6 separate regions of the Homo sapiens genome follow, and regions 1, 2, 3, 4 and 6 are each linked to region 5. A link is a contact called in ENCODE Hi-C or POLR2A ChIA-PET data. All regions are on one chromosome and are shown on one strand. The core of a region is the stretch at or near the end of the contact, and the rest is flanking DNA. Distances in the headings are between cores, read along the strand shown. Region 1 holds the start of ZC3H8 (zinc finger CCCH-type containing 8). Region 2 holds the start of CKAP2L (cytoskeleton associated protein 2 like). Region 3 holds the start of SLC20A1 (solute carrier family 20 member 1). Region 4 holds the start of SEPTIN10 (septin 10). Region 5 holds the start of BCL2L11 (BCL2 like 11). Region 6 overlaps FBLN7 (fibulin 7).

Region 1 (2,700 bases), core at 127-2,626, 1.1 Mb after region 5:
TCTTTTATGTATTGCAGTCAAGTTTTGGGGAATGGAGCTTGTGTCCAACACACTTTGAAACTGATAGCTGCTGTTCGGATTTTTAAATGTTGCTATTATCTTTTTTTTGTGTGATGAATTCTTATGTATTTTATAACATATCAATTAGTACCAGTTATTTTTCTTAGTAAATTATATCATCTGCAAGTAATTAGTGTATCTGTCTCTTTCCAATATTTATAGGGCTTATTTTAAAATTTTAGTCATTTTGCATGAGAAGCTTGGTGATAAAATCATGGATCCTGGACATAGCTCTTCCACTTACACTGTGCAATCTCGGCAGGTTATTTAGCCTCTCCGTGCCTCAGTTTTCCCATCTGTAAAACGAGGACGGCATCATCTTCTCTTTAAGTTTGTTTTGAGGATTAAGTGATTTATTTCATGTAAAGCACAAGGTAAAGCTCTGGATGATCAGTTAAGGTAAAATTTGAGATAGAGTGAACAGCTGACCAATATCGAATGGTAAAATCAATCACAACTGGAAATATATCTCAGTTGAGGGAAATAAAAGACGTAGGTTTAAGAACAAAGATGGTGGTTTTTAGCATTTCAAATCACTAGACACTGCTCCAAAAATATAATCTACAAATTAGGGCCATCTGACCAAGAGTCTCACTTGCTTTTCCAACCTAATGGAAATATTAAGTCCAAATGACGTCTGTTGCTTTATTGTGGTCTTTAGGGTCTTTCCATGCAAATCAGTGGACTAATGGCAGAGTATTGCCTATTCTTTACCTTTCAATAAACTTGTGGTTTCATCCTTTCTACAGAAAAGAACCTAGGAGGTGTCAGTGAAAAAGGTCACATCAGTGTCCTCTGGGAGTTTACGGTCTCGTGGAAACAGGCAACAACGGTAAAGACAGACGCTACGGGACCACAGAGGCGGGCTCCTCACCCGCTGCTGTGCAGAGAAAGGGGCGCATCCCGGAGCCTTCTCGCCTCCACCCCGCTCCCCCGCCCAGGCTCTCGACAGCCCCGGCCCTGACGGCCTAAGCCTGAGCCCCGCGTTCAGCTTCTGCTCCCACCCGGACCCCGCACGACCTCTATAGGTCAGACGGTGGCGCCCGGCCGGCCCACGTGCTCCCCACGGGCCCTCGCGACGCGGCCCGGACGTGGCCCCGGACTGCCTCCAATCCAGAAGAAACTAAGAGGCGGAGTCCCGCTGAGCCCCTGCATTCAAAAGATGAAAAGATATGGGATCACCTTTCGTCAGAGTCCGTGGCCGTTTTGCCGAGGGCCGGGTTGGGGGGTTTTGAGAAAAGATTCTCAAAATCCATGACCCAGACAGGTCCTCCCTTTCGCGAGCCGGGAAGCTACAGAGTAACAACCCGAGAGAGTGACAACCCGGACGCGACGAGACGGACCCAGAGCCGCGCCAGGGCCACAGGCTCCGCCCCGCGCAGCCTCACCTGCCCCGCGCATGCGCTGCACCGCCCTCCGCGACTCTGGGCAGGCCGGGTCTCTCCCTGCCTCCTTCGCCTCGGCTCTGCGCAGGCGCCGCCGTGGTTGCCCTTCTGTAAGCTTTTTCGTCCTTTACCTCAGATAGTAGAATTTTGTTTATTTTATTTATTTATTTGTTTGTTTGTTTGTTTATTTAAAGACAGAGTCAAGCTCTGTCGTCCAGGCTGGACTGCAGTGGCGTGATCTCGGCTCACTGCAACCTCCGCCTCCCGGGTTCAAGCAAGTCTCCTGCTTCAGCCTCCTGAGTAGCTGGGACTACAGGTGTCTGCCACCACGCCCAGCTAATTTTTGTATTTTTAGTAGAGACGGGATTTCACCATGTTGGCCAGGATGGTCTCGATCTCTTGATCTCGTGATCCGCCCGCCCCAGCCTTCCAAAGTGCTGGGATTACAGGCGTGAGCCACCGCGCCCGGCCCCAGCCCAGAATTTTTAAAATTAGTTGTTAGGATTCTGCTTTCACCTTGGTGAAAACTCTTCCATCAAAATCACAGTATTTCTAAGGGATGGTAGTAACAGCTAACATTTATCTGAGCACTCCACTACTATTCCTTAGAAATAGCGTTTCACATGTTAGCTAACTTAATCCTCACAACAGCCCTGTAAAAGATGTTCTATTACCATTCACAGTTTTGAAATGAATAAACAGATGTGTAGTCAGGTAATGTAACTTGTAGGGTCTCTACAATTGAATGGGAATTAAAATGAATACACAAGTAACCTCAAGACAGAAAAGTCCGTTAAAAAGTACCAAATACTAAGAGAATTCAGAAGAGGGAAAAAATTGCATCCAGTTGGGAAGGCTTCTTGAGAAGGGAGTATTTGAGCTGGGTCTTGAGATATTTCCATAGGAAAAGAGGAAGTGGGCATTCCAAGTAGAGAGAATTGTATGAAGGCAGGAAAATAGAGCATGCTGTTGCAGAACAGGAAATTGCTCAGTTTTGCTCAATGTAATGCCATTTAAGGGACCTGTAGAAAGGAAGGCTCAAACCCTAGGTTGGGCCAGTGATAGAGAACCTGACTTGCTTCTGTAAGTGAAGGGAGTGTTTGATTCTTGGCATGAATCAGGATCCCTTTACCGATTAGTGAAGGGAACTATTTGAAGCCAGACATCTTCCCCAGGGAAATTCTACTTTCCCATGTTGTTTATATTGTAGGCCATCACCTATGGAACATGAATCATTACTAAAAATTCAGAGAAA
Region 2 (2,710 bases), core at 185-2,684, 1.6 Mb after region 5:
TTACCCAGCTAATATGTGGCAATTCCAGGACTTGAAAACAGGCTTTTCTAACCCTGGAGCTCACAGCCACTGTTCTCAGCTACAACAGTCTGTTTTGAAGAATTTCTGTTACTGGCCCACCTGAGCTGGTGAGCCAGGCCTGGTCTTACGTCTTTTGTTTTTTTACAGGGATGATGATTTTTACCCACAAACCCTTATATGGCTTCCTTTGTTGGTACTAAGGATAAAATACGCCCGGTCTGCTCACGGCAGACACCTATACTATGGTGACTTTCTACGCAAGCCATTTGTGAGGGGATGACAAGTCAATAATTTCTGCCTTCAAGAACTTTCAAACTAGTAGTGGAGATAAAATCAACACAGCAACAATTACAGTATAAGGTAAAATCTAAGGGCCATAAGAGACGAAAAGAAGTATGGGAGTTCAGAGGTAGGGCATAAATGAGGGGAGTAGGTGGCTAGAAAAGGTTAAAAGTAAATAATGATGTGAAGGAAGACAAAAAGACGACAGGGGTGCCAAACGACTCTTAACCTCATCTGAACGGAGTTGCCCTGTTTTGCTCTCTGATGCTCATGTATCTATCCTTAGAGACAGCTTGGCGGGCAATGTAGAGCGTAGGGGCTGACATAGGGGGTTGGAGTCCCACCTCCGTGACTTCTAGCAAATTAGCAAACTTTGCTGCTGCTAAGCCTATAAGGCGGACAGAAATGCCATCTTTAAAGCTTGTTATGTAAAGTGCCTAGGACCTCGTAGGCATCAACAGGAATAATGGATGAAACAAAACAACGGTGCGTATCTTGGAGAAAGTGGCATCTGAGCAGGAGTATTTTGAAAGGTAGGAAAGGGCTCCAAGCACATCTAAGAGATTAGGGAACGCAGAAGCCTTAGCCCTGGGTGCAGATTTAACCAATCAACTTCTAACCACCGCAGGCTGAGAGGTGTGGAGTGAGAGCCCCGCCAGAGGCAGGAGACCCGGGCTTCGGCCAGACCCCGCCTCCTGGCACAGAGGACCACGCCCGGCTCTGCCTGGAGCCAAATGTGGATCAAAACAGCGCGCAGCTTCCCACTGCTGGTGAAAACCCGAGCAAGGGGCCTCAGTTTCTTTATCCGGAACGTGGTGACAATGACATCTCTTTGCAAGGCTGCTGCAGGGCTTTCTGGAAATACGCCCGTGAGGTATCTGGGCCTGCGCACAGCCTCCCCCGCCCAGGACCCAGACGTCTACCTGGGGGTCCCGTCTGCGCTCCCGGGATGGAAAACGCCCAGGGGAAACTTAGGCAGGCGAGCGGACGGGCACCTCCCGCGGGACGAACTCACTCGGTGGCCTCCTACTTCCCCGGCCGTGTTCCAACGCCTGAGAATAACGGGAACAGCGGTCGTACTCACCGACAGCGGCAGCAGCGGTAGGCCCGGGCCCCACCATGACTCTTCAGTGACAGTTTTTCTTCAAACGCCGCGCCTGTAGCCAGGACCGGCGTGCCGCGCGTCCACGCGTCCTCATTGGCTCCTGCGGGTTTGAAACTCGCTAGTCGTCAGCACGGGAGGGCGGGACAACAGGCAATAGGCTCTTTGCGGTTGGCTCTGGCCTTGAGAACCCGACCTTGGGGCCCTTTGATTGGAAGAACGTGCAGCGCACCTCGGCATTGAGGGCGGCTTCCTCGGGGCGCGGCGCCGCCCGCCTCTGAGTGCGCCTGTGAGTGCGCCTCCGAGTGGGCGTGGGACCCTCCGTGGGGGCCTCAGCCGGGCTGGTGGTTGGGGGGCGGTTACGCTGAATCCAGCTGGGGTTGGCGCGCCGGGAGTCCCTGGGCGGAGAGACAGGGCGGTCCTCCCAGGATGCTGGGGCCGCTACCTGATTCTGTCCTTTCAAAGTCTCAGACTCACAGGAGCTGTGAAAAAATAATATTATAAAGAGGACATATGGGTCTTATGCATCTAAAGGCTCCTAGTTCTTAGTACTGCAGGGTGGCTCGTTTAATTGTGGTAAAATATGCATAACATCACATATACCATTTTAACCATTTTAAAGTGTTAAATTTTTCAAAAATGTGCAGTTTAGTGGTATTAAGTACCCTCACATTGTGGCACAGCCACCACTACTGTCCTTTCCAGAACTTTTTCATCTTCCCAAATGAAACCCTGTACCCGTCACTAACTCCGCACTCCTCCCTCCCCCAGCCCCAGGCAATCACCATTCTAGTTTCTGTCTCTATGGATTTGACAACTGTAGGTGCCATATAAGTAGAATCATGCAGTATTTGTTCTGTGACTGGCTTGTTTCACTTAGCATAAAGTATTCAAGGTTCATCCATGTGTAGCATGTGTCAGAATTTCCTTTCCTTTTAAGGGGGAATAGCATTTCGTTGTGTGGAGATGCCACATTTTGCTTCTTGGTCCATCCCTCTCCGGACACTTGAGTTGCTTCCACTTTTTGGCTATTGTGAATAATAATATGAACATGAATGCACAAATAACTCTTTGAGACTCTCCTTTTCATTCTTTTGGGTATATACCACGAAGTGGTATTGTTGGATCAAACGGCAATTCTATTTTTAATTTTTTGAGAAACTGCCTTACTCCTCTCACGGTGATCTCTTGTTCAAGGTATATTTTCGATTTCACCTGATCAGCTGACTATAAGGCCATAAGGCTAACGGAGAAACGCAGGCCTAGTTTCTCCTAGTTACTAGGAGATCGCAGGCCTCGTTGTCC
Region 3 (2,700 bases), core at 169-2,668, 1.5 Mb after region 5:
TACAGCTTTGTAAGTTACTCATACAACTCCATCAAATGTTACAGGTAGGTCAGAGGACATTCAGGTTGTTTAAGCCTCTATAAATGACTCAGGCAGCAACAATTTACAACGTCTTTGTTTCTGCTATGCAGTGCCCTCCTGCTAGAGATGGCAAAAATGTGGGGAGGGCTTCAGAGCATTCTAAGCCTGGTATTTCTGGCTGGAATTTTTAAATCTCACTACAATCCTGACAAGAGACCACGACCTTAATCTCCCACGGCATGACTGGTTAGTCTTGATCGTAAGCCATATAATCAACACCCAAATGTGCATAACACATCTAAATAATGTCAAAACTACACTATATACCACGCAGGGGACCAGAAATCAATCTTTACCTCAAAAGGATAAGCTTCCAGGATGCAATAACATCCCCTTCCACCCTTTTCTACACCCTAAAACAGTAATATTCACGGTAACAGCAAAGCGGAAATCAGCTTTTCCTGAACATGTACTGAATTCTAGTCACATTCACACACGTTAATTCATTTAATTCCAGCCACAAGGTAGGCAGCCTCTGTTAACATTTTACAATTGTGAGAACGCAGAGATCTGGGACTGGCTCAAGGTGACACACTGCAGCAAGGAGTCAGAATTTGAATCCGAAGCAGTGTCCTTCCCCCTCGCAACAGCTGCGGCGTTACAAACACAGGTCAGCCACGGAGAAATTAATGACCCACAGCCATCCTTGCAGCTCTGCGCCATAACTGGGGAGACAAGCTGGTTCCCGTGACTCTTCAGTCTGTTTTCACCCAAGTGCATGACTGCGGGAGCAAAGCGACCACGTGAGCATCCCCCCCCCACCCCCCCGCTTCCCCCAGGCGAGGGACAGTGCCAGGCCAAGGACAAGTCACAGGTGCAACAACGTGCCAGAACTGGATCCGGAGCCCCAGGGCGCAAGATCTCCCGCAGCGTCACCCGGCAGAGGGACGGGTGTGGCCACCGGGCGCGGCAGGTCCTGCGTGCGCTGAAAGTGCGGCTGGAGGCGCGGACGGCTTTCCGGAGCCCCGAGAGAGGAGCTAGGAATGACTTTGGTCGCAGCCTCTGTAACCCCGCATGACGGCCTCTAGGGGGACAGCGAGGTCCCCCTCGATCTCTGGCTGTAATCAGCCGGCGGGGCCAGACGGTGCCGAGACTCCAGGGCGAGGCCGCAGGGAGGGGGCTGTCCCGCCCCACGTGGACCGGCTCCCCGCTGGGGGCGTGGCCGCCGAAGCGGGCCGGGCCAATGAGCGCCACCGTCGGGCTCACCCGGCTGGGCACGCCGGGCCGAGGAGGGCTGCGTCATGCCGGGGGCGGGGCTTCGGGGCCGGCGCGAGGCGCGGCGGGGTCACGCGGGTCGCTGCGCGGGCTATAAGTAGGGGCCGGCGGGGTGCTCCGCTGGAGTGATGGCTGCCGGCGCTCTCTGCGTGGTTCTTCTTCTCGGCCGCTGAAACCCCCGCGGCTGCTTCCTGGGAAGGTCGTGAGTCCCGCTGAGCTGTCCCCGGTGCCGCCGACCCGGGCCGTGTGCCCGTGGCTCCAGCCGCTGTCGCCTCGATCTCCTCGTCTCCCGCTCCGCCCTCCCTTTTCCCTGGTGAGTAGTGGCGCCGCCTCGTAAAGGCTCTTTCTTCTCCCCGGGGCCGGGCGCGGACGCCGTGGCGCTGGAGGCGGACGCCGTGGGCGGCGCGGCTGGCTTCTCTCTTCGCCGCTGGCCGCCTCCACTCCGCCCGTCTGCCCGCCCGCGGGCCTTTTTGGCGGTCCCCGGGCGGCGCGCGCGGGAACGGCCCTTTTCCGATTTTCGCGCGGAGGGCGCGCGCGGGCTGGCAGCGCAGGGGCTGGGCTGGGCGCGCGCGGGCCGCGGAGGACCCGGAGCCACGTGCCTCTCCTTCTCGCGCGTCCTACTGGGGATGGGGGTCTGGAGTAGCCGGCAGAGGCTATTGCGGGACCCCGGGCGCGTGGGTAGAGCGGGGTGCCCCACTGGCCCCCCAGGGGCACGCAGCTATTGTTATTTCCCCCCTCCCCCGCAGGATGAACTTGCGTCCTTTCTCTTCTCCGCCATGGAATTCTGCTCCGTGCTTTTAGCCCTCCTGAGCCAAAGAAACCCCAGACAACAGATGCCCATACGCAGCGTATAGCAGTAACTCCCCAGCTCGGTTTCTGTGCCGTAGTTTACAGTATTTAATTTTATATAATATATATTATTTATTATAGCATTTTTGATACCTCATATTCTGTTTACACATCTTGAAAGGCGCTCAGTAGTTCTCTTACTAAACAACCACTACTCCAGAGAATGGCAACGCTGATTACCAGTACTACAGCTGCTACCGCCGCTTCTGGTCCTTTGGTGGACTACCTATGGATGCTCATCCTGGGCTTCATTATTGCATTTGTCTTGGCATTCTCCGTGGGAGCCAATGATGTAGCAAATTCTTTTGGTACAGCTGTGGGCTCAGGTGTAGTGACCCTGAAGCAAGCCTGCATCCTAGCTAGCATCTTTGAAACAGTGGGCTCTGTCTTACTGGGGGCCAAAGTGAGCGAAACCATCCGGAAGGGCTTGATTGACGTGGAGATGTACAACTCGACTCAAGGGCTGCTGATGGCCGGCTCAGTCAGTGCTATGTTTGGTAAGTTCTTTTTATGTTTTGTCCTCTTCGTGGTGGGTGAGCAAATTTGTATCATGGG
Region 4 (2,700 bases), core at 109-2,608, 1.5 Mb before region 5:
GCTAAATGAAGTGTTCTCTTCTGCTCAAGCTTGTTTGGATACGTAATCTATGAATCAAAGAATTTATAAAACACATTTTCCTCACCAGGACCCCTCAATTTTCCCTCACTCACACATGCACACAAACACAGCAACTGAGACAAGGGGGTCCAGACAGAAAATTTGAGATTTTTAAAAAATACGCGATAGAATGAAAAGAGACCTGGGCTGAATCAGGGAGAAAAATCTTTGTCCAGGTTCTATAAAACAAACCAACGGTGTCACTTTGGACGGATCCTCTAATCTCTCAGCCTGCAATCTGAACTGTTTCTACAATTTAAACTTCTCATGTAGGAGGTTGCTTAGTAGAGTGGTTCTCAAACTTTTTGGTCTCCAGCCTCCAAAGAGCTTTTGTTTACACAGATGAAAACCACCAATGTTTACTATCAAAAATTAAAAGGGAGAATTTGTTTTTAAGAATACACAGGCATCGGGCCTCCAAACGGCGGTGAGATCACTCCATACCATGTAGCCTTTGGAAAACTCGATGTACACGACCTTGGTACTATTAACGAAAATAGTTGTAACCACACTTGGAAAACCGCTGGCTTACTAACAAGCGAGATAAATCTACAAAAGTAACTGGAAAGGTTCAAAACAGTGAACAAACGCGTTCTTTTAGAGTACAAAAGAGTCAAGGCGGGAAAAAAACGGTTTAAAATCCCAATGGAGGAAAACTTGGACGACCACACCATCGGATAAAACGGGAGAGCTTTTGAAAAGCCAGGGGAGCCGGGCTTTCTCCCGGCGGCAGGGAGGCTCGGAAGTGCTCACGGCTGCAAAAGATGACCGCTATTCAATCAGTCCGCACTGCGCCTTCAACTCCGTTATAGCCGTAAGAGACCCACAAACACCGCTGTGGATGTAACTTTTGGCAAAGACCGGGAAGTCGTTCAAGAACTCTCCCACCGTCCCGACGCTGGCGCCGCGCCCCGCGAACCGGGGTCCGGCCGCGCCCAGGCTCCGCAGAGGCTCCTCTCCCGCCCCAGGCGCCCGGCCGCCGCGGAAGCCGGGGAGCACTGGGCGGGCGGGGCCGGAGGGGGCGCGGGTCACAATCCCGGGCCGGACCAGGGGGCCGGTGGGTCGAGGGCGGGAAGTCCCGCGGGGGCCGGGGAGCGCGGGGCTGGGGCCCCGGCGTCGGCGGGACTCACCAGGTGCCGCGCCACCTCGGAGGAGGCCATGGTCGCGGGCAGGGGCACGGTGAAGCGGCTGTATCAGCCCGGCCCCGAGCGGCTGGTCCCGGCGACGGCGGCGGGAAGGCCGGAGGGCAGAAGCAACGGGCGGGGCGCGAGGCTAGGCTGCCTCCGCGACGGGGAAGGGACAGGGGCGGGGCCGAGCTGGAGGCCTCCGGGGGCGGGGTTGGGGCGGACGCCCTGTGGTGCGCGCTGAGCGTTTTGCCTGCGCCAAGCGAGCCCCTCACAGGAGCTACCCTCGACGCCTGAGGACTGAGCGTCAGCGTTGGGGCGGGCTGAAGGAGAGCTGGGACTCCAGGAAGACGGCGCGAGGAATGCAGGCGGGAACTGCGGAGCAGTGATTGCGGCCCTCGCGAGGCCGGAAGTGGGCGGGCCTTGAGGCGAGGCCGCCCTAGGTAGGTGTGGCCGAGACAGCGGGGAGCGGAAGTGGGCGTGGCCTGGTGGCGTGGGCGCGGGGCGGGGGTGCGGGGGGCGTGTCCGCCCGGGCGCGGCCCAGTGAGGCGGTGGCCGAGTCCTCTGGCCTCAGACGCGTAGGCTGGCAGCCCGCTGAGCCCGCCAGACTCCGCCGCCGTCGGGAGCCGGCCGCTGGGAGCCCGTCGCTATGGGACCGCGCTGAGCCGCCCGCTGGCGGGGGAGCAGCGCGGTCGAGGATGGAGGGGCCGGCAGAGTGGGGCCCCGAGGCGGCGCTGGGCCCCGAGGCGGTGCTGCGCTTCCTGGCGGAGCGCGGGGGCCGGGCCCTGCACGCCGAGCTGGTGCAGCACTTCAGGGGCGCCCTAGGCGGCGAACCGGAGCAGCGCGCCCGCGCCCGCGCGCACTTCAAGGAGCTGGTGAACGCCGTGGCCACTGTGCGCGTCGATCCCGCCGACGGCGCCAAGTACGTGCACCTCAAGAAGAGGTTCTGTGAAGGGCCGTCCGAGCCCTCCGGGGACCCGCCGCGAATCCAGGTGACCGCCGAGCCCGAGGCCCCCGACGGCCCTGCCGGGCCCGAGGCGCGCGATCGGCTCCCCGACGCGGCGGCCCCGGAGTCGCTCCCTGGACAGGGCCGCGAGCTGGGCGAGGGAGAGCCCCCCGCCCCCGCGCACTGGCCGCCCCTGAGCGCCGGGGCTCGCAGGAAGAACTCGCGGCGCGACGTGCAGCCCCTACCGCGGACTCCAGCCCCGGGGCCCAGCGAGGACCTGGAGCTCCCGCCACATGGCTGCGAGGAGGCGGACAGGGGCAGCTCCCTTGTGGGGGCTACCGCACAGAGGCCGGCCCGCCAGAACCTCCGTGACCTGGTGATGGGCAGCTCCCCGCAGCTGAAGAGGAGCGTGTGTCCCGGGGGCAGCAGCCCGGGCAGCTCCTCCGGGGGAGGACGCGGCAGAGGCGGGGGCGACTCAGACAGCGCATCGGTGGCCTCGTCGTCCGCGGAGGAGGAGAGCAGCGGCGGAGGCTCCGTGACGCTGGACCCCCTGGAGCACGCGTGGATGCT
Region 5 (2,700 bases), core at 58-2,557:
GTGTAGGGTGGTCCCTTTACAGAGTTTCCTTAATCCATCTAGCCTGACCTCACCTGCGGGATGTTCCATTTCCCGATCCACCTCCCACACCCCCGCTGCAGTTGTCTAGAAGCTGGGGCTGGGGAACTGAGGCGCGGGAGGAGCAGACAGGAGGGCCGGGGTTGGGGCGCCAGCCACGCGTTGGGAGAGCAGACCCGGGTGCAGACTCAGAGGACTGGAGAGGCGGCATGGAGTTTGGTCTCCTGGGAGGTAGAGTGAGGTGCTGCGGACTCCAGGGAGGAAAGGGATGGGTGGGGAGGCGGGAGGGGAGGAGGGACGGGGTATTTTGCGCTCCCGCACCGCGGCCCGAACTCAGCTGTTCTGCCTTCACTGGCCTCAGCCAGTCGAGGGAGCTCCTACGAGGTTATCTGCGAGCCCAGCAAATCTTGGGGGTCCTAGCCAAATGCAGTGCGCAACGTTCTCTCTCACTTGGAGGCCGCCATTCACCTCGTTTTTTTTTTTCCTAAAAGGATTTTTTTTTCTGAGTGCTTTTTTCATTTCCCTATTTTACCTGCTTTGCACATGCCTCCCGCCCTCACCCGGGAGGCGGCGAAGACGCCCACTGGGACCGCGCCTGGCCGTTTTCTGGGCGCGTCCTGCCCCCACGGCCTCTGTCTCTTAGGGCGACTGGGCGCGGAAGAAAAGCTGGAGAGCCCCTGCGGGGTGGCAGGAGGAGGGTGCCTGAGTCCCGCGAGAGGCCCGGGCGAGGAAGATGCGCAGCCTGCTGATCCGCGTCCCGCCCGGCGCCAGGGACCCTCAGAGGGAGGAGAGCTCAAAGACCTCGCCCCGCGCCTTCGCGAGGACCAACCCAGTCCCCGCGCCTGCCCCAGAGCGGCTTAGAAACTCAGGGCACAGTGAGAGCGCAGGGCGCCTCCCGAGGCTTCACACCGCCGGCCGGGCCAGCGGAGGCTGTGACCGGAGCGCCCCCTCTGTGCCGCGCACGCCGCGGCCGCCGCCGGGTTGGGGTAGGTGAGCGGGAGGCTAGGGTACACTTCGGGGTGGGGGATGGGCGCGCACATGGCCGCCAGCAGGCAGAGTTACTCCGGTAAACACGCCAGGGACGGCGGCGCGCGCGGGAGGCAACCCAGCGGGGCAACCCCCGCCTTTACCTGTCCGAGCCTGCACGCGCCGGCGGCCGCGGCGCCGAGGGGGGCGGAGCTTGCCAGCCCGCGCGCCGGGGCGGGACCTAGCGGGGGCGGGGTCCGCAGTGATTGGGCGTAGGAGCGGGGCCGCCAGCCAGAGCTGGGCTGCAGGGCCGCGCAGGTTTCACTTCGCTCCGCGCAGCCGCCTGGTCTGCAGTTTGTTGGAGCTCTGCGTCCAGCGCCGCTGCCGCTGCCGCCGCCGCCGCCGCCGCCGCCGCCGCCGCCGCCGCCGCCACTACCACCACTTGATTCTTGCAGCCACCCTGCGAACCCTGCCACACTGCGATCGCATCATCGCGGTATTCGGTTCGCTGCGTTCCCGCCGCCACCGCCTCGGCGCCCTTTCTTGGCCCTTGTTCCCCCAAATGTCTGACTCTGACTCTCGGACTGAGAAACGCAAGGTAAATACCTCCAAATCCCGGGGCGCGGGCCTGGCACCGAAGGAAGACTAGCGCTGGAGCCCGAACGGCACCACCTACTGCCCGCTTCCCGTGCACGTGCGAGCGGAGACGCTTGCATCGGCGCCGCTTGTCGCCGGCGGGAGGTGGGGATCCGTGTGGATCGGGTTCCCTCTCGGGCAGGTTCTCTTTAAAGAAAAGTCGTTCACGCGGAACCTGCAGGCTCTTGGCCGAAGTGCGGCTTGGGACGGGATGCTGCGCGCGGGCCTGGTGAAGGGTCGTAGGTCCGGGCAGGAGGAGAGGCAGCGCGTGCCTTTCGGCGCCGGCCCGGGAGCTGAGGACCTGCTCGTAGTATCGGGCTGTGCGCCCAGCTGGAAAGTCTCGCCGCCGGCTCCGGCGCCCTCAGAGTAGCGGCCGCGCAGTGTGAGGGTGTTTCGTGTCTTGGTTTTTTGGGGCGCGTGGGCCTGTTGCGGAGGATTTGCGGAACTGCGGTGGTGATTTAACTGACGAGACACGGCTTTTCCTTTTACTCATTCAGGCCAAGGTTTCGGGGCCACTGCTGCGTTCGCTTTCTCAAGCGTACCTGGGGCCCCTGCTTGCTCTGCAGGAGTCCTGCGGCCTGTGCCATCCGCACGATTCCCTGGCAGCGAGAAATCTAGGTCCTCCCCTGACCACCTGGACCGCGCAGGGGACTAGTCGCGGCCGGCAGAACCTGCTCGGTCCCTGGGCCGGGCTATCTTAGCGGCTCACGCATGCCCGAGCACACCCGACCCGGTTCGCGGTGCAGGCTGGCGGCGCCGTGCCCTCTGGGACCTGTTGCCCCAGGGTTGGCGCTGCTGGTGGAGGGCCCGACGGACGCCAGGGCGGAGGGTGTGAATTTACTCGATGGTCGCGGACGTGCGCGTCCGCGGCCAGGGGTGGCTCTTCGGCTTTGACTCGTGTCTGCGGCGCACCAGGAGAGAGAGGAAGTTGTTGGAGGAGAATAGTTGCCACAGCCAGGGCGGTGACGGCCGTTAGGGTCTGCCCCCGACGGGCCAAAACAAGGACAAGTGGCGAGGACTGGGCCTGGGGATGGCCCTGCGGGTCCGGGCGCGGCGCAAGTCCTGCTTTGTCTCCAGGTG
Region 6 (2,700 bases), core at 91-2,590, 1.1 Mb after region 5:
CCCTTGAGCAGGAACAGAAGCAGCAGCCCTTCCTTTGCCATGCCTGACACCAGCTACATTCACTCGTCCACAGCTCCATAGCTCCTGGGTGAAGGACCCGTGGCTGGGAAAGGTCATCTAGGTGGCCTCTGCAAGAGGGCAGGTGGGCAGCCGGGTCAGAGCAGCTCTTCATGAGACTCCCCAAGGCTGACTGCCTCCATTTTGCCTCTCCGCTCCAGCCAGTGTGAGCGGAACCCCTGCCCCATGGACAGCAGGCCCTGCCGCCATCTGCCCAAGACCATCTCCTTCCATTACCTCTCTCTGCCTTCCAACCTGAAGACGCCCATCACGCTCTTCCGCATGGCCACAGCCTCTGCCCCCGGCCGAGCTGGGCCCAACAGCCTGCGGTTTGGGATCGTGGGTGGGAACAGCCGCGGCCACTTTGTGATGCAGCGTTCAGACCGGCAGACTGGGGATCTGATCCTTGTGCAGAACCTGGAGGGGCCTCAGACGCTGGAGGTGGACGTCGACATGTCGGAATACCTGGACCGCTCCTTCCAGGCCAACCACGTGTCCAAGGTCACCATCTTTGTATCCCCCTATGACTTCTGAGGGTACACAGGGGCACTGGGGTGTGGAGAGCTGACCTCATTTCTCTTCCCCGAAGGCTCAGCTTCGGGCACCGACTGCGTGGAGCCTCCCGCCTGTTCCCGCCCTCTCACCAGTGCACCCAGGCTTCTAGGGCAGCGTTGCACGGCGCCCCATGGAATAGCACGGAAGAGCAGCCACAAAACTCAACTGCTGCCATCACTCTTTTTTTTTTTCTGCTTTGAGGCCCTTCCCTTAGATTATGCACTAACTTTCTTAAAACTTTTTCATCCAGGGGATGGGTGGCTTTCCAAAATGCTGTGCAAATGGCCTTGTGAGTTTGAACTAGCTGGGGAGAGAAAAGGTGGCAATGTGTGTCAGGTGACTATCAGCCCTTCTGCCTTTTTGTAGCCAGGCTTGCTATGAATGAAACGGTTCTAGTCGTGCGGGGGGCCCTAGTCATGCCTCTGCGCATGTGGCATAGGAAGTGGAGTCTCCTCCCATGACCCAGCACGTTGTTCTTATCTGCCTTTTCCTCTGTGACATGCCTGCCTGCCTGCCTTCTCATCAGAGAGTCACAGGAGGGCCTTAAACCCCACGCAGATCCTTCTAGACCAAGGACCCATTGTTAAAAGCATGGATTCTGCCTGAGTTACTTCCCTTTTGAGAAATCATATCTCAAATACATAACCTGGTAATATAACTGAAAAAATAAAAGTGATTGCTCCTTCCTGCCCGCCTGACTTCTACCTGAGCATGAGACAGCCCACTTCCTTCTAGGAGGGGGTGGCTGACTCTCTTCCTGTCTGGGTTGGATACACTGGAATAAATGAGTCAGAGAACACAGAGGTGATGTTTGGGACTGTTCCACATTATAAATTTGTTTTGACCACATGGGAGATTGGTAAGGACAATACCTGGCCGTGGAGAGTTTAGGAAAATGCTTGAGTTGTCATAGATTCCATGGCCTTTTGTTTCTGATGAATTCACTACAGGGTGACGCCCTCCAGGTGATCAAAGAGAGAAAACACTGGCCAGAGCTGAGTGGGGTGTGGTAGGATGGGGTATGGGGTAGGGTGGGGAAGATCATTCAAGCTAAAACTTAAGAGGTAGCGAAGCTGTAAGAAAGTTTCATTATCTAATTACATGTCAAGCTGCTGGTGAGATTTCCTCACACATATTTTATTTAAATCTTTGTATTTGCCCTGGTATGAGATGGAGCCAGAAGTGTGTCACTAGTTCAATGATCAAGCCCTACATCAAGATGGTTTCTAAGATGGTTTATTCTTGTACTGTTGTTTGGACAAAGGTTGAGACACAGTCAAGAGTTGCTTTTGAAATGTTTCTTCTCCCATGGGCTCAGCTGCGATCTCTAACAACAGAAAAAGGACATGCAAACTAAAGTTACAAGACTTCATTAAAACATTATCCACAGCCTTATGTTTCTAAATGTAGCTATGCTGGGCCAGAAGCCTGCACACCACCCAGTCCCATGTGCACAACACCAGGCGGAAGAGTCTAAGGGCCTGGCCAGGTTCCTGAATGGGAGATGTCACAGCTGTGGGCTAGGGACAGCCCACACATCACACACATCATATGTGAGATATGATGACATATGATGTGGGATATATGTGGGATATATTGAGATATGATGTGTTCAGGGGGACAAGCCTCTCACATGCCAGAAGGTGGGGAGTGTTTGGGGAGTCTCCAGAGCAGGTGCCCTCTAAACTGGTATATGATAGGGCTTTGATGCCAAACAGCCCAGTTTAAAGCAACAATTTCCATCACCAAGATCTGCCGTCATCAAACCTGCTTCCCACTGATGAAATCACGCACCCAGCCCCGGTGCCCACAGCACCAAAGTACAAATGGCTGACTGCTTAGGATGTGGATGATGGCTGTGGACAATGATGGCTGGGCACTTCTTGTGGATGATGTGGATGATGGGTCTTTTGTGGATAATGGCTGGGCACTTCTCCCTGTGGAGTGTCTTGTTCTCTATATGCTCTCTCCTCACTCTCCTCTATGGAATCAACTTTTCTTTTGTCCTTTCAGAGCTCCACTCTGTACTAAGAGTAACTACTGGTTAACCAGAATTCATTTGCACCCCTTTCCAGGTAATATAGTTTC

The links. Hi-C counts contacts between places; a loop is a spot of excess contacts on that map. ChIA-PET counts read pairs that join two places held with the same protein, here RNA polymerase II (POLR2A). Pooled maps may share reads with other maps.
Region 1: a loop to region 5 is called in a pooled map, with 6 times the contacts of the local background. The contact joins the promoter of ZC3H8 here to the promoter of BCL2L11 in region 5. A Hi-C loop is called at or near these places in 1 of 37 single-sample maps with no recorded cell type and 6 of 50 pooled maps. POLR2A ChIA-PET finds 5 or more read pairs at or near these places in 1 of 52 experiments (activated CD4-positive, alpha-beta T cell).
Region 2: a loop to region 5 is called in a map of naive thymus-derived CD4-positive, alpha-beta T cell, with 14 times the contacts of the local background. The contact joins the promoter of CKAP2L here to the promoter of BCL2L11 in region 5. A Hi-C loop is called at or near these places in 2 of 168 maps with a recorded cell type or tissue (CD4-positive, alpha-beta memory T cell and naive thymus-derived CD4-positive, alpha-beta T cell) and 6 of 50 pooled maps.
Region 3: a map of CD8-positive, alpha-beta T cell shows a loop between it and region 5 (18-fold over the local background). The contact joins the promoter of SLC20A1 here to the promoter of BCL2L11 in region 5. A Hi-C loop is called at or near these places in 3 of 168 maps with a recorded cell type or tissue (CD8-positive, alpha-beta T cell, ascending aorta and naive thymus-derived CD4-positive, alpha-beta T cell) and 14 of 50 pooled maps.
Region 4: a pooled map shows a loop between it and region 5 (4-fold over the local background). The contact joins the promoter of SEPTIN10 here to the promoter of BCL2L11 in region 5. A Hi-C loop is called at or near these places in 6 of 50 pooled maps. POLR2A ChIA-PET finds 5 or more read pairs at or near these places in 2 of 52 experiments (PC-3 and activated CD4-positive, alpha-beta T cell).
Region 6: a loop to region 5 is called in a map of naive thymus-derived CD4-positive, alpha-beta T cell, with 19 times the contacts of the local background. The contact joins the enhancer-like site here to the promoter of BCL2L11 in region 5. A Hi-C loop is called at or near these places in 2 of 168 maps with a recorded cell type or tissue (CD4-positive, alpha-beta memory T cell and naive thymus-derived CD4-positive, alpha-beta T cell) and 5 of 50 pooled maps.

Annotation. Positions count from the first base shown.
Region 1 is chr2:112,253,666-112,256,365 of GRCh38, forward strand. It overlaps ZC3H8 (zinc finger CCCH-type containing 8), which reads right to left and starts at 1,377. Exons shown (of 9, transcript NM_032494.3): 1 at 1,243-1,377. The coding sequence starts at 1,316. RefSeq lists a silencer at 1,350-1,559.
Region 2 is chr2:112,763,175-112,765,884 of GRCh38, forward strand. It overlaps CKAP2L (cytoskeleton associated protein 2 like), which reads right to left and starts at 1,435. Exons shown (of 9, transcript NM_152515.5): 1 at 1,388-1,435. The coding sequence starts at 1,424. RefSeq lists an enhancer at 1,065-1,204 and a silencer at 1,655-1,814.
Region 3 is chr2:112,644,521-112,647,220 of GRCh38, forward strand. It overlaps SLC20A1 (solute carrier family 20 member 1), which reads left to right and starts at 1,419. Exons shown (of 11, transcript NM_005415.5): 1 at 1,419-1,609; 2 at 2,043-2,642. The coding sequence starts at 2,309. RefSeq lists silencers at 1,081-1,910, 2,372-2,666.
Region 4 is chr2:109,612,608-109,615,307 of GRCh38, forward strand. SEPTIN10 (septin 10) reads right to left here and starts at 1,359. Exons shown (of 11, transcript NM_144710.5): 1 at 1,191-1,359. The coding sequence starts at 1,220. SOWAHC (sosondowah ankyrin repeat domain family member C) reads left to right here and starts at 1,757. Exons shown (of 1, transcript NM_023016.4): 1 at 1,757-2,700. The coding sequence starts at 1,883. It also overlaps a transcript of RANBP2 not described here. RefSeq lists an enhancer at 249-1,158 and silencers at 1,011-1,100, 1,131-1,380, 1,641-1,810.
Region 5 is chr2:111,119,607-111,122,306 of GRCh38, forward strand. BCL2L11 (BCL2 like 11) reads left to right here and starts at 1,308. Exons shown (of 4, transcript NM_138621.5): 1 at 1,308-1,582. RefSeq lists enhancers at 513-592, 1,743-1,862 and silencers at 873-1,412, 1,746-2,040.
Region 6 is chr2:112,186,916-112,189,615 of GRCh38, forward strand. It overlaps FBLN7 (fibulin 7), which reads left to right. Exons shown (of 8, transcript NM_153214.3): 8 at 219-1,303. The coding sequence ends at 591. Among named protein-coding and RNA genes, the nearest start is that of FBLN7, 50 kb to the left of the region's middle. Within about 2 kb of position 1,341, at least 6 of the 41 ENCODE cell types and tissues checked have a DNase peak (open chromatin) inside an H3K27ac peak, as active enhancers do.